2 separate regions of the Homo sapiens genome follow, and region 1 is linked to region 2. Evidence: read pairs that join two places in POLR2A ChIA-PET (ENCODE). Cell type or tissue: MCF 10A. All regions are shown on one strand. Each heading gives the region's core, and the rest is flanking DNA. Links, peaks and the distances in the headings are about the cores only. Region 1 overlaps LOC101928933 (a long non-coding RNA gene). Region 2 overlaps CEP350 (centrosomal protein 350).

What was found. ChIA-PET counts read pairs that join two places held together with the same protein. Peaks named below come from ENCODE experiments on the same cell type or tissue, not always from the same donor. Only the 100,000 strongest peaks of a DNase experiment are listed, where the experiment ranks them.
Region 1: POLR2A ChIA-PET joins it to region 2 with 12 read pairs; 2 of 35 experiments call an interaction of 5 or more read pairs at or near these places.

Annotation. Positions count from the first base shown.
Region 1 is chr1:179,922,417-179,930,765 of GRCh38, reverse strand. LOC101928933 (a long non-coding RNA gene) reads left to right here. Exons shown (of 4, transcript XR_241158.4): 3 at 3,870-3,971; 4 at 4,099-4,595. Among named protein-coding and RNA genes, the nearest start is that of CEP350, 28 kb to the left of the region's middle. In MCF 10A, for the core only: no CTCF peak of the experiment used is centred there; a DNase peak (open chromatin) is centred at 4,015.
Region 2 is chr1:180,023,341-180,031,689 of GRCh38, reverse strand. It overlaps CEP350 (centrosomal protein 350), which reads right to left. Exons shown (of 38, transcript NM_014810.5): 14 at 7,108-7,271; 15 at 196-370. Among named protein-coding and RNA genes, the nearest start is that of CEP350, 73 kb to the right of the region's middle. In MCF 10A, for the core only: no CTCF peak of the experiment used is centred there; a DNase peak (open chromatin) is centred at 3,399.

The DNA of each region.
Region 1 (8,349 bases), core at 312-8,311, 100 kb after region 2:
GGCTGTAGCTATGAGAGTTATATTAGCCTTATCCATTCATTCCTCTTGTTTACTTAGAGTTTATTTCACATTAATGTTAGCATGCACATATTTACATTACTCCCTGTATACTTTACAAAAGCTTTAAGGCAGATGTTGAGACTGCTATAAATTTGGATGTTTGTGTTCCTTTTCTGCAGGAACGAGATAACAGGTGATATAAGGGCAAAGGGTTCATTGCTTAGAGCTAAATCTAAGCTTAACCTATAGTCCAACCAGCTAATACATGTAGATCTCCTTTGGGCAAACTGCAAAGGTCAAAGGGCCACCTTGGGAATAACCAGATGACTTAAAAAAACAGAACTGCTGATTCAATAACAAAACTTAGAGGTAAAGCCAGAGATAGGAAGTTGGCTGCATTTTCTGAACACAAAAGTACTTCGTTCCCTCTCTCTGCCAACTTGCTTATTCAAGGCTAATGAAAATATTTCAGAGGAGCAAACCTTTGGTCTTTGGAACTTGCCTGTTAACAATAGAAAGCTTAATTCTTTGGAACTATTTCCAAAGGAAAAGATTTCATTGGAATTTGCTCACTCAGATCTTATATTTCAAGCAGCAAGTATTACACTACTCCAACACAGTTTGAGATGCCTGTTGAATGTTGGACAGATCATGGACTATAAGTGATTCTCTTTCAGAGGCTATATCAAGCAAAATATTCTGGGCTTTACATTATATTAAGCTATTACAAACTTTGCCAATTTTATAGAATCAGCATTGACAGAGACTTTAAATATCATCTAGTTCAATTTCCTTTTTTTTTTTTTTTTTTTTTTGAGACGGAGTCTCACTCTGTCGCCAGGCTGGAGTGCAGTGGCGTGATCTTGGCTCACTGCAACCTCTGCCTCCTGGGTTCAAGTGATTCTCCTGCCTCAGCCTCCTGAGTAGCTGGGACTGCAGGTGCGTGCCACCACGCCTGGCTAATTTTTTTTAACTTTAGTAGATATGGGGTTTCACCATGTTGGCCAGGCTGGTCTCGAACTCCTGACCTCGTGATCCGCCCGCCTCAGCCTACCAAAGTGCTGGGATTACAGGCGTGAGCCACCACGCCCTGCCCAACTTACTTTCAAATTAGGACATCAGAACCATAATAGGCCTTTGTTATTAGAGAGCATTCTACCTAACAGAGTTCCAAACATTATTGTCAGGTTTTTATCTCTATAAAGAGGTGTAAATTTCACTAGATAATCCGGTGATTCTATGGGCCAGGCAGTATGTTTCCTCAACATACATGCATTATGTGTTTTTTTTGTTAGTGTAAGTATGGACTTTATTTTTTTTAAAGTCTTTTGAGGACTACAAATTACAAAGTAAAAGCAGATCACTACATAGAAATCTAGTGAATACATTTTGCCTGTGCATGAAAACTTTATCAAAGTTATTCATTTAACAAATTCACCCCATTCACAATATTCAGCTATAATGTTCTTTTAAAGGTTACTATACCTTTATTTAAAATTATGTTACGTTATTCCCTCAAAATGAACTTTTAAACGACAAACTTTTGGCTCATAAGAATGGCACCTTCAAAAGGGATGACTTCCACTCAGTCTCTGGTGGCATTATTCCAGGCTAGTTTCTTTCACCAGTTAAAAACCTTCAAAATGTTCACTTTTAACACAGTCTTTCCATAAAAAATATGGCTACATTCCACCACCACCTCCCCAAGCATCGTATGCTTATATTATTTAATGCCATTTTTGCTCCTTAAGAAGTGGATACTGCCTGAGTATGGTGGCTCACGCCTGTAATTCCAGCACTTTGGGAGGCCGAGGCGGGTGGATCACTTGAGTCCAGGAGTTCTAGACCAGCCTGGGTGACACAGCGAATCCATCTCTACAAAAATTAGCTGGGTGTGGTGGTGTGTGCCTGTAGTCCCAGCTACTCAGAAGGTTGAGGTGGGAGGATTGCCTGAGCCCGGGAGGCGGAGGTTGCAGTGAGCCAAGATCATGCCACTGCACTCCAGCCTCAGTAACAGAGAAAGACCCCATCTCAAAAAAAAAAAAAAAAGTGGACATTATGATGGAATACAATGTAGAATTGTAGAATGATGGTTAAGAATGCAGATTCTGGAGTCAGACTGAGTTCAAATCCTAGCTCCATCAGTTACTAACAGTAGTTCTGGGTCTGTGTTTCCTCATTGGTAACAGAAAGATAGTAATAGCACCTACTTCAAATATTATGAAAATTAAATGATATAGTATATGTATGGTGCCTAGCATGGTGCCTGGCACATATTAAATGGTCAATAAACGTTACTGACTTAATTATTTACAGACTACACTAAGCTTACAGTGTGACATAGGTTGGGTTTTCTGAGAAGCAGACTCAGAGTACAAGGTATTTAGTAGGGAGTGCCTTGGTATCAACACCCATGGAAAGGAGGAAAAGGAAGGAGAGGGGAGAGGAAAAAGTCATGCTATAATACAGGCCCCATAGCTTCAGCCAACCCCATAGGGAAGCTCTGGAGTGCAAATGGCCCACCATAGTTGCACTGTGTGGGGCTGAGAAGGCCAAGCCTTTGTATCCCGTGTCATTAGAGTGCACCACTCTCCCCCTCCCCAACGTAGTCTTCAGCAAGGTGGTTTTCTGCAGCTGAGGCAAGCTGTGAAGTGGTTGAGAGTGAAGGCTGTCCACTGAACACACTCCCAGCAGATGGCAAAACAAATTACTCCTTGAAAGGAGATCCAGGTTGCACATCTCCGTGTTCAACACGGGATAGTCTGTGCAGCACTTGGAAAATATCAACAAATTATAGTTACTTCAAGAAAAGAAAGTGAGGTTGATTAAGTATGGGAGTAGGATGGTGAAGATGAATGGGAAGAATAAACCATGGAGAGAAAGAGCTATTTGCATGTGATCAAAAAGCTTTCTTGAAAAAAAATTAATTAAAAAATAAAAAAAAAACCTTTTAAATTTTATAACTAGAGATGGGGTCCCACTATGTTGCCCAGGCTGGTCTTAAACTCCTGGGCTTAAGTGATCCTCCCACCTCATCCTACCAACGTGCTGGGATTATAGGCATGAGCCACTGTACCCAGCCAGGAAAGCTTTCTTATTCTTTATAGTACCCCTGATTTGGGGCAAGGGTGGATTCTGATAACTGTAAGGCCTTTTGTTTAATAAACTTTGTGATGGGTTGGGGCTTGTAATGGAGGTATAAGATGGGAAGAAAGCCCAAGTTATTCGTATGACAAGGGTCACCTAAGAGGCTGGAAGTAGGAGCCATCACAGTTGATGCCACACAGGAAAAGGGGAGAGAACTGTTGGTGGTTAAGAATTTTGGTAAATGAGGCCGGGTGCGGTGGCTCACACCTGTAATCCCAGCACTTTGGGAGGCCAAGGCGGGTGGATCACCTGAGGTCAGGAGTTCGAGACCAGCCTGGCCAACATGGTGAAACCCCGTCTCTACTAGAGATACAAAAATCAGCCAGTGTGGTGGCCCAGGCCTCTAATCCCAGCTACTCGGGAGGCCCAGGCAGGAGACTTGCTTGAACCTGGGCGGCGGAGGTTGCAGTGAGCCGAGATCGCACTGCTGCACTCCAGCCTGGGTGCCAGAGCAAGACTCTGTCTCAATAAAAAAAAAAAAGATAGTAGTTACATTATTTTCCCCATTTTTAGACAAGGAAACTGAAGCATAAAGAGCATAAGTTGCTAGTGTCATTCAGTGAGAAAGGCATGGAGCTGGGATTTGGCCCTAGGCAGTCAAACTCCAGACCGTAGGGCCTGTACTCTTAATCATACTCTCCCTCATTACAGTAAGGATAAGGATGCTTCTGTTTTCTGTGGGATGTGTTTTTTGTGTACTATCAACAATTTTTCCTCTGTAGGAAATTGCCAGTGCTCTGGATGCAAATGGATTTTTCCTTAGGAATTCAGAGTTGCTGAGTTTTGCATCAAGACTGAAAGAGGCCAAAAAGAGAAGCTGTGTGGTAAGCAGGGGCAGTTAACCAATCCCTGGGGTACATGTAAGCATTTTGAAAAAGATTAACTGTGAGTCAACATTGCAGTAAATTTAGTTATAAAATCATGATTATGTATGCAAATATGTGTCAACAGGTAGGACTGTGTGATGACTCATCCTACTCAAAATTCTCTAGACTCGGTTTGTGCAATATTGGATTCTACAATGCTGAGCAAGGGAAGAAAAGTGTTTAAAGGAGAGCCACAAATAAGAATATATAGGTTGAATATAAACTTTATAGAGCCTGAATAGATTGGAATGGAATAGATGGAGGCTTCACACTCCTTCCCACATGCATTGTCCTATGCATCTCTTCATCTGGTGTTCATCGGTATCCTTTGTAATATCCTTTATAATAAGCTAGTAAATGTGAGTACAGTCATGTGTCACTTAATGAAGGAGATACATTTTGAGAACTGTGTTGTCACCAGGCGTGGTGGCTCTTGCCTGTAATCTCAACACTTTGGCAGGCTGTGGTGAGAGACTTGCTTGAGCCCAGGAGTTTGAGACCAGCCTAGGCAAAATAGTGAGACTCCATCTCTATAATAAATAAATAAAAATAAAAAAGACGATTGCACTGTTAGGCAATTTTGTTATTGTGCAAACATCTTAAGAGTGTCCTTCCACATAGCTAGAGGGTATAGCCTACTACACACATAGGCTATATGGTATATCCTGTTGTCTAGGCTGCAAGCCTGTACAGCATGTTCCTGTACTGAATACTGTAGGGAATTGTAACACAATGGCAAGTGCAGTTAACAATGGAACAACTAGAGGATTAGGGGTTTGACACCCACACAGTCAAAAATCCATGTATAACTTTTGACTTCCCCAAAACTTTACTAATAGCCTCCTGCTAACTGGAAGACTTACCAGTAACATAAACAGTTGATTAACACATTTATTATATACTGTCTTCTTATAATAAAGCTAGAGAAAGTAAAATATTAAGAAAATCCTAAGGAAAACATATTTACCGTACTGTACTGTAATTATCAATACTGTAAATTTAGGGTTAGTTAAATGCCCCTCCATTTCCAAAATGAGTCAGCTGTCTGAAATGGCAGGCAACTGCAGCTACAGACCTCAATCAAAGTACTTATCAAGCAATTCAACTTTTTCTCGTAGTGTCATTTTTTTCTCTGCTTCTTGGGAGCATTTCTAGCATCACTGGTGGCACTTTGTATGGGGCTCATGGTGTTATTCAAGGTTTAGGGTATTGCATTAAACATGATGAAAAACGCGAGAAGTGTGAGAGATCACTTTTTACTGCAATACGCAATTTACTAGAGCCAAGAACTGCTTGTGTGGAGATGATTAGCTCACAGGGTGTTTTATGTGGATACTCTCAACCCTTGAGTTCTGCTGTAATAGCAACAGGAGGTGGTTACAAACTTATTTCAGTGGAACAGTAGGTACTACAGTTAATTTTACGCAGTTGTTTGTTTTAATTAGTTAATTAGACAATTTTTGTTCTTTCCATAGCTTTAGTGGTACAAGTGGTTTTTTGTTACATGGAAGAATTGTATCCTGGTGAAATCTGGACTTTTAGTATAGCCATCACCTGAAGAGCACACATTGTACCCACTAGCTAATTTTTCATCAGTTACGGTTTAACAGTGCATTTTTAGATTTTTAAATATTTATCTAGACTGCAAATGGTACAATGTATGGTGTGTGTTTGTGTGTATAGGTTTTGATAAATTTTAACTTTTTTAAATAGATTTATGTATGGTAGTAAATGATAGACTAGTATCTACATGTATTTTATGTACTCTTCACATACCTTTATTTTTTTTGATATTTCTAGTCTATGAGGTTCATCTGGTTTTTCAAATTGTTGCAAATCTCCAAAAAATTTTCCAATACATTTATTGAAAAAAAATCCATGTATAAATGGACCCACACAGTTCAAACCCAAGTTGTTCAAGGATTGACTATTTGTCTATCTAAACATACCTAAACATAGAAAAGGTACAGTAAAAATACAGTATTATAATCTTATGGGATCACCATTGTCTATGCAGGCTGACATTGAAATGTCATTATGTACAGCATGACTGTATAGTGTTTCCGAGTTCTGTGAGCCTCTCTAGCAAACTAATGGAGCTCAAGAAGGGGTTATGGGAACCCTAACTTATAGCTAGTTGGTTAGGACCCTTGGTCACCATCTGGGGCTTCTGATTGTCATCTGAAGTGGGAGCCATCTTGTGGCACTGAGCCTTCAACCTATGGTATCTGATGCTATCTCCAGGTAGTGTAAGAAGTGAATTGAATTAGAGGACACCCAGCTGGTGTCTGCTGCAAAATTGCTTATTTGCTTAATGCGTGGGGAACCCCCCTCCACACACATCTGGAGTCAGAAGGGTGTTGTGAGATTAAAGTGGGAGAAACTGAATTTGTTTATTCCTATATTCAGAATGGGGTCCTTGAGAACATCATAGTGGTAAGCATAGATGTTCTAAAGTCAGACTGCCTGGGTTCATCTCTCTGCTCCACCACTTCGAGAGTTACTTTAGCTCACTGTGCTTCAGTTTCCTATTAAGTTGGGATAATAATACCATCTCATAGAGTAACTTAAGAATTAAATCAGTTAATATACATAAAGCACTTGGAAGTGTTTGAAGCATTAATAAACACTCAATAGCTAATAAAAAATAGAAAAGGGTGAGGAACAACTTAATACATATTCAAATATATATTATAGATCTTTTCCATATTTGTTGTAGGGAAAATAAGAGGAAGTGTATTTAAGCTCTGAGAGATCTGGATTTTATCAAATTAAAAAAAAAGAGGGACTAGATAAAACATTTACCCATTAAGAAACATAATTAACTACTCAGGGTGAATATTTCTATAGAGGGCTGTATAGCATGCAGTAGATTCTGTAATTGAGTTTAGCCTAAGAATGGTATTCTCTAAAAGTGGGAAAACAATCCCTAGAAAATCAAGTTTGATCTAGTACATGGCCACCTACCACCTCACTTGCCCAAGAAACATACTGAAAACTAAAGCTTGGTGTTCTATTGAGGGAATTACAGCAAATTAACAAGTGCTGATGTATGTTAAAATAGTACCCGAAGTTTTGACAACTATCTTCCTGGTTTAGCCTAGAGAAACAGAAGCAATGGGAAGAAATCACATTTGTAGTAGACCCATGACCAGGACTCAGATTTTAAAACTTAAAATGTTTCCATTACCTTGAATTTCCCTTCGTTGGGTTTTTTAAAAAGCTAAAATGAAATGCCATTAATGACATAGCATGGCATTACATATAGAAGGTCTTTATATAGTTGAAGAAGTATTCAGTTGTCCTTTAACATATCAGCCCACTTCTTGGCCTGACCTCAGGACACAGCCCTACCACAACCCAAACTCCTGGTCCCTGTTAAAAGGGTGACCTAGGAAGCTATGCTTTATCATATATTCTTCTCAGGAATCCTTCATACACTGAATTGAGCCATTAATGTCATCTTTTTGGCATTTAAGTCACAAAGGGGAAGTTGCTAATTGGGTAGCAGCAATAGAGAGACAGAGGGAATGGCTGCTGGTCTCCAAATGAAAACAGTCTTCACAGTTCCTGTATTTTCCTTTTCCTGGAGTCTGAGATGTATATTCTTGCAATCTTCACCCCAGCCCTCTTTTGCTCATTTCCTGGTTGGACAGGGTTTTTATTCTCTACAATCAATTTCTGACCAAATATGTGTGGCTCTACTTCAAACTAAAAGTCAACATATTGACATGCAGAGATAGGAATTTAGTCTATCACTTTATGCTTAGTATCTGGGGAGAAGATATATGAGCTAAACAGAAGAAAGAGAAATTTTCAGCACTTCTACAGTCAATCAAATCTGGTCAGTTCTAATTCTCGAATATTTTTCTTATCCATCTTGTTCGTACATCCATAGCCATCTTTTATCTGAATTATAATACCCTCTTAGGCAACAGAAAAAGATGGAAGAATACTTGCTAGCTATTTTTAGAAAATGCAAATGCCAAATATCACTGTGGAAAGACCTCACAGCTTCCCAGTCTTTTCCCTTGATATTCCACCTTTCCCTTGAGGACCTGTAATGATCACTGTCTCTATCAGAGAAGTGCATTTCCCTTCCACGGCGTAGATTGGTCCTCTTTGTTTTTCCTTATTCATAGCATTGCTAAACCCAGATGAGTTATATACAACTTTTAGATAGGGCTTAGGCGTAATGGGGGATGGGGGTGGGGAAAGCAAATAAAACACTAAGATGCAACTTACCTAGCTATAATTAGGTATGGCTTGCTCTTTTTATTCAATAAATATTTGAGCATTCTGTGATTGCCACGGTGCATATATTGATGACACATCA
Region 2 (8,349 bases), core at 100-8,099:
CATATTCTAATATACAGATAAAGATTAGAGCTGTGAACAAAGCTATGAAGTCTATTTGTAAAATACAGAATTTTGTAGTAGCTCAGACATGCACAGTTAAGGGGACTGCTGAGTTAAAATTCATTATATGGATTTTTTGAATATCAATTATATATCTTTAATTATATATAAATTACAGTATAAAATATACATTACCTCACAGAATGTCCAGAAAGATCCTCCAAAGTGCTATCTGTATCAAGAGTCTGCTCAAAATCTTTAACAGAAAGTTTGCTGCTGGTCCCAGATTTCTTTCCTTGATGGGAGCCACGTTCTGCTTTTTCCTCATCAAGAAGTGAGTTCTGAACATTTCCAGTGAATGAATCCAACCCTGTAAAGTAAATTTCTTATAAAGCTGATTCCCAATATTAGAAGTTATTGAGAGAGATAATTGATATATAGATTTCAATAAAATAACAAAAAGTATAAATCAGAATATTTAAAATTTGACTTATACTATATTCAAAATCTGTTTTCCATATCTAAAATAAAGCAGTTCATCCTTCTGTCTCTATTTAAGGAAAGTGAAGTTTCTTCCATTAATTCCACTTGCTATTAATAAATCATTCTTAGTGCAATAGTAATAAAAGATAAATATATTAAATAACAATAAAATACTAATCTATCCCTATGAAAAAGTAACCAAAAAGAATTTTTTAAAGGATAAAATCCAGAGCTGGGAGAAAAATCGTACCAACTGCTAATTGAACTACATAATTCTTTTGAAAAAGTCTATGGTAAGAACTATGTAGCCTGATTTATAAAAATATTCACATTCTCTGACTCTCAATAATTTTACTCATAGGAATATATCTTAAGAAGATGACTGAAACAAAAATTATGCATGTTATTCAATGGGTAACTCTGTAACTCAAAGAAATTTAATCTACATTTCTAACAAGAGAATACCTGTCTAAATCACATAGATAATAGTAACCTGAACATTTATATAGGACATTGTAATTCAAATGCACTTCATATATAGTACCTTATTGCTCTTAAACATGTTATGAAATAAGTACTATATCCCAAATTTACTGATGAGGTAACTAGAGATCTATGGGGCTTAATAACTTGCTTCACAAGGTATTCTGCTCTGATCAACAGCAGAAATGACATACACCCAGGCCTCCTGACTCTAGTCTAGTACACTATTCATCTTGATTGTATGTTTAAACAGCAGCATGGGAAAATATTTATTATTACCTTTTAAAAAAAGCAGATTACAAAACTGCATATAAATTTTAATAGTGGCCCAAATTTTAAATATAAAATATATATTTCACATATTATATATATATTATGTTTATATATACACACATATGTATATATATACATATATACACATATATACTTATGTGTATATATACGTTAAAATTTTTGTAAAAATTTATTGTAAAATTACTATATATACTTTAAAATATATATATATATATACAAAAAATTTAAAGTTAAACTTTAAAGATATATATGGTTAAAGAGCAAAAGAAAATACAAAAGTGAAATAAAAAATACCCTTTATACTCGTATTCATAGCAGTATTACTCAAAATAGTCAGAAGATGAAAGCAACCCAAATGTCCGTGAACTGATGAATGGATAAACAAAATGTGGTTTATACATACACGGGAATATTATTCAGCCTTAAAAGGAAGAACATTCTGACACATGCTACAATACAGATGAACCTTGAAGACATTATGCTAAGTGAAATAAGCCAGTCACAAAAGGACAAATATGATTCCACTTACATGACACAGCTAGAATAGGCAAATTCATAGAGAGAAAGTAAAACAGTTGTCACTAGGTGCTGGGAGAAGAGGAGAATGAGAGTTATTATTGAATGGGTATAGATTTTAGTTTGGGATGATGAAAATGTTCTGGAGATAGATAGTGATCATGATGGCAAAACAATGTGAATGTACTTAATGCTAATGAACTGTACAGTTGAAAACGGTTAAATTCCCTAGTGAAATTCATAGAGACAGAAAGTTAGAATGGTGGTTGCCAGAACTGAAGGGACGGAGGAATGGAGAGTTATTGCTGAATGAATACAGAGCTTCAGTACGGGAAACTGAGAAAGTTCTGAAGTTGAGTGGTGGGGATGATTGTACAACAGTATAAACGTGCTTAATGCCACTCAACTGTACACTTAAAACAGAATATTATTAATCAATTAGAAAGGACTCTATAAAGTCTATTTAGGATCCCGAGGCTAGAAGCAAGCTGTTAATACTGATTATTGCTAATTTTTCTACAATAAAGCTGTACTGCTTTCATAGTAAGAACGCTTTATTCACTTAATATTGTTTGTTGACAATAAATACACAACTTAAAATTTTTTCTTGACTTTAAACAACTAGAAATTATAGACAAGATAACATTCTGTGCAAGAAAGGCCTACACTCCAGTCCAGGGACCCATATGAAAAGAAAATGTCCTGACATTAAAAGATTGCCAAGTAAAGCCATATTCCATATCTTAAAGCAAATTTTTTTCCCCTAGGATTACCACTTTAATCTACCAACTACTTTCAACTACACTGGGTAAATTTTTGTACAGAGCAGGCAGACACTCCTTTTCACCACCAGATGGAACATATACAATTAAAATCACACTGATTTTAGAACTTGGGGATGAAGGAGAAACTAAGTTTAAGAAGATGCTGTGGAAAGTGAAATATATCAGGGTTTTTCTGGTATTGCCGGTGAGGATTAGGGAAACTGAAAGCCACAAAATGCTACCTATACTTCATCTTATCTGTTTTAGATGATAATGTTTTAAACCTACATTAAATCATATTATTAATACACATATACTCAATAAATCATGATTTTTTCTTTTTTTTTGAGACAGGTCTAGCTCTGTTGCCCAGGCTGGAGTGCAGTAGCATGATCATGGCTCACTGCAGCCTCAACTTTGGGGACTCAACTGATCCTCCCACCTGAGCCTCTCCAGTAGCTGGAGCTACAGGTGTGCGCCACCACGCCTGGATAATTTTTCTATTTTTTCTAAAGACAGGGCTTCACCATGTTGCCCAGGCTGGTCTCGAACTCCAGGAGTTTGAACTCCTGCATCAAACGATCCACCCACCTCAGCCTCACAAAATGCTGAGATTATAGGAGTGAGCTACCATGCCCAACCTATATCATGATATTTCAAAATTGTGCAGTATATCATACCAGAAGATAGACTGGATTTGGGAGTCAGAAGTCAGAATCTGGGCTTTGCCAATAACAAGTTAGTGACCTTAGGTGAGACACTAACTTAGCAAACGCTAACAATTGCAAAATAAGAATTGAGCAAGATCAGCATTTCCCAAACTGTGTTCAGCTGAATTCTAATGCCATAAAATGATGATTGATGATTCAGTAGTCAAAATACACTTGGAAAATGCTTCATACTACAGCCTCATCCTTATCCTAAAATAAGTAATGCACTAGCATATTACAGTGTTGATGAGTCTTACAGGAAAGAATCTTGTTTCACTCTAAAAGAATTTCCCAAATTTCTGGAACCATGGAGCTCTTTTATTCTCAGAACACTTATGAAACAGTCTATACCACTAAACTTGTATTTCACAAGAAAATACAGTTTCGGAAGTGCTGGTAAAATGATGTCTAAATGTCCTACAAAGACTTTCAGAACACTTCTAAACTGTTTATATTAGGTTAATGATTTAAAAATAATTTCTCCTAGCATTCTCATTGGACGTATAAACTGGCACTAACTTTCTGAAAGGCTATTTGACAAAATGTACCACATTTTAAACATGGCATATTATTTGCCCCATTATCTTATCTCTAGGATTTTCCCCTATAGGAAAAAAACAGACTAATGCATAAAGGTGTATTTACAAGGATATTCAATGCAGTAGTATTTATAATGGAATAAAGAAAAAAGAAAATAACCTAAATATCCAGCAATGGGGAAAGAGTTAAATAAATTATAATATATTCAAATAACAAGCCAGGTGCAGTGGCTCACGCCTATAATCCCAGCACTCTGGGAAGCTAAAACAGGTGGATTGCTTGAGCCCAGGAGTTTGAGACCAGCCTAGATAATATGGCAGAAGCCATCCCTACAAAAAAATAGAAAAATTAGCCAGGTGGGGTGTTGTGTGCCTGTAGTCCCAGCTACTTGGGAGGCTGAGTGGAAGGACTGATGGAGCCCAGGATGTTGAGGCTACGGTGAGCCATAAGCCGTGATCACACCACTGTACTCCAGCCTGGGTGATAGAGTGAGACCCTATCTCAAAAAACAAAACAAAAAAAGCCAAAACAGAATAGTATTCTGTTACTTAATGGGTCTAGAGTTTATTTAGTGGGTAATCCTTACAAATGGTAATCCATATTTACTGACAGAAAAAGATACCCATACCCTACAGACAGAATAAAATTGCATGTAAAATGTGATCCCATACACATAAAATTGCCTATTTGTGTGTGCCTACAAATTGTCTGGAAGGACTCTTGCTAAAAATGTTAACATTTCACGCCCATTAGGATGTCCTATTATCAAAAAAGCAGAAAATATAAAGTGCTGGCATAAATGTAGACAAAATAGAACCCTGTGCATTGCTGGTGGGAAAGTAAAATGGTACAGCTGCTATAGAAAACATTATGGCAGTTCCTCAAAAAATTAAACATGGCATTACCATTTGATCTAGCAATTCTGTATCTGGGTAAAGCAGGGATTCAAATAGGGTATTTGTACACCAATGTTCATAGCAACATCATTCACAATAGCTAAAAGGTGGAAAATACCAAAATGTCCATCAACAGATGAATGGATAAACAAAATATGGCATACACACAGCATGGAGTATTATTCAGCAATAGAAAGAAAGGAAATTCTGATACATGCTGCAACATAGATGAACGGTGAGTCAGATATTATGCTAAGTGAAATAAGCAAGATAAAAAGGACAAATACTCTATTATTCCACTTATATGAAGTACGCAGAGTAGTCAAATTGATAGGGACAGAAAACAGAACAGTGGTTACCAGCGGCTGATGGACAGAAGAATGGAGTTATTATTTAATGGATACAGAGTTCAGTAGGGGAATATGAAAAATTTCTGGAGAAGGACAGTGGTGATGCTTGCAACAATAATGTGAATGTACTTAATGTCACTGAACTGTATATTTGAAAATGGTTAAAATGATAAATTCTATGTCATGTATATTTTACCACAATTAAAATAGGCAGAGGGCAATGGCTTATGCCTACAATCCCAACATTTTGGGAGGCGGAGGCAAAAGGATTGCTTGAGCCCAGGAGTTCGAGACCAGCCTGGGCAACAAAGTGAGGCCCTCGTCTCTGCAAAATAAATAAGATAAAGTGAAATAAATAAAATAAATACTTTTTTTTTTTTTTTGACACAGAGTCTCACTCTGTCGCCCAGGCTGGAGTGCAATGGCGCAGTCTCGGCTCACTGCAACCTCTGCCTCCTGGGTTCAAGCGATTCTCCTGCCTCAGCCTCCCGAGTAGCTGGGATTATAGGCACCCACCAACATGCCTGGCTAATTTTTGTATTTTTAGAGACGGTGTTTCACCATATTGGCCAGGCTGGTTTAAATGTTAACATCCGTTATCTCTAAGAGAAAGAACTAGAGGAGATTTACTTTTAAATATAGGTTTCTATATTCATTGATGTCTTCCTCCTATTCCTGTTCCTTCCACCCCCTGAAGACTTTTAGCTCAATGAGTAGGATTTATTTTATGTATTTTTTATTTTACTTTAAGTTCTGGGATACATGTGCAGAACATGCAGGTTTGTTACAGAGGTATATATGCGCCATGGTGGTTTGCTACACCTATCAACCCATCATCTAGGTTTTAAGCCCCGCATGCATTAGGTATTTGTCCTGATGCTCTCCCTTCCCTTACCCCTAACCCCCCGACAGGTCCCAGTGTGTGATGATCCCCTCCCCGTGTCCATGTGTTCGCATTGTTCAACTCCCACTTATGAGTGAGAACACGCGGTGTTTGGTTTTCTGTTCCTGTGTTAGTCTGCTGAGAATGACAGCTTCCAGCTTCCAGAAAAAACATTTTTGGAAGCAAAATCATTCCCCTAGCTAGACACCATCCTGTGAGTTTACAAAGCCTTTGCCTAATCACTTTGTACAGTGATTATCCATCTCCGTAGGCCTATAGAGCAAATTTAAGCCAAGAGTAGAAATGAGGACATTGAAGGGCATCTCAATCACTCAAAAATATTTACTGAATGCCAATGAGTCAGCTACAGTGCTAGGTACCGGAATGTATACATTATCTCCCTTAATTTCATATAAGCTTAAAAATTACCATATCTATTATTATCTCTATTTTATAGATAAGGACATTTGGGTATTATATTTAATGATACTCAGAGATGTATATACTATAAAGTTTTTTTAAAAAACCAACTGCAAAGCAATTATTTACATTTGTTTTTAAAATAAAGTCATGTGTCCCAGCACTTTGGGAGGCCAAGGCGGGTGGATCACGAGGTCAGGAGATCGAGACCATCCTGGCTAACATGGTGAAACCCCGTCTCTACTAAAAATACAAAAAATTAGCTGGGTGCGGTGGCGGGCGCCTGTAGTCCCAGCTACTCGGGAGGCTGAGGCAGGAGAATGGCATGAACCTGGGAGGCGGAGCTTGCAGTGAGCCAAGATCACGCCACTGCACTCCAGCCTGGGCGACAGAGTGAGACTCCGTCTCAAAAAAAAAAAAAAGTAAATAAATAAAGTCATGTGTGTGTATAATTTTACGTATACATCAAAAATGTTAATAGTAGTTAATCTCTGAACAGAAGTCTCAAAGGAAATTTGTCTTTCTTTGAAGAGTGTTTATCTCTAATTTTTAATTTTTTATCATTGCAAATGTATTCCTTTTGTATTAAGGAAAAGATTCATGATGTTATATATCAAAAGGTATTATTATAATGATAAATAAATATGAAAGCTAATTACATTACCATAAGAAATTCTTCTAACTTCTTATGCAATCAAATCATAACTTTAGATTACTACAACAAAATCATTGGTAAGAGAAAAAGTTACCATGTGGAATTCCACTTACATTCTGTCTTTTCCTTTTTTCCTTTCTTTCCTTTAGAAGAAGTAGATGAACGAGACGATGCAGCAGACTGGGCTCCTGATGAATGCTGGGAGGTAACATCCACAGAGGAAGGATCATAGGCAGACTTTCTGTTAGAATGGTCCTCCTGAGGGCTTAAAGTGCTACTGTCAAAGAATAAATAATAGTAGTTCCAGAAAGAAAAGTCTTACAACACAGCTAAATTAAAGATATTTAAAAATCTATGTAATCACTAGGAGACTATAACTACAATCAAAGATGGCTTAACACTTTATTATTTTTTTTTAACCACCATAAGCCTGGATTGTTCCCTATGGTTCAATTTATTACTAAGAAAAATCAAAGGTAAGTGAAACCAATAAAAACTAATATTTAGAGAAAAATGTATAATGTTGAATACTGGAAAATATGGCCTCAATTTCTATTCAAATTTATAATTTATATATTATAACTATTTCTCCTCTTATATTCTTATGGAGAACAATAACTTAATATGTTCTACCTCTACCTGGAAATAAAATGCATCAAATCATATTGATTGGTGATATTAAATGTCACCATAAATCTTTGAAGGTTTTTATTTAAAAATTTCATATTTTCCTTAGAGCTCAAAACTTAAAACTATGCTTTTTCTCATATAATTTTTATACTTATTCCTATTAATCTATTTAGATTTAACTAATTTGTATAAGATTACCTAATAATTTTACATGGATTACAATTTGTAATATTTGAAAAAGATGATATTAAATATGAATAATTACAGATAAATTTTTATGGCAGCTAAATATAGGGAGAAAATTCTCTCCAACGAAGTCTGATTCACTTACTATGTGACTATGTACAAGTAATTTAACCTCTGCTTCAGTTTGCTGTCTAAAACAGAAATGATAACAGTAATACTTTCCACATCAGGCTATCATAAAAATGAGTTAATACAGGTAAAGTCCCTCAGTCCTTTCAGTGTCTTGCACACTAAGTGCCCAATAATTATCAGATGTTATAATCATTATAATTATTGTTTTTCAAAGCTTTGCAAATTTTTCAATGTTTTCTTGATTATAAAGAAAATTACTTATTACTTGGAACCATGGAGTCATGTATCTATCTGATCTTCCTCAATTCTATCACAGAAAACCATTTCTTAAGCTTTTTATGTTAGTATAGCATGGAATAATTTCCCAATACTCCAATACTGTACTAGGAATTCATGGACTGATTTCA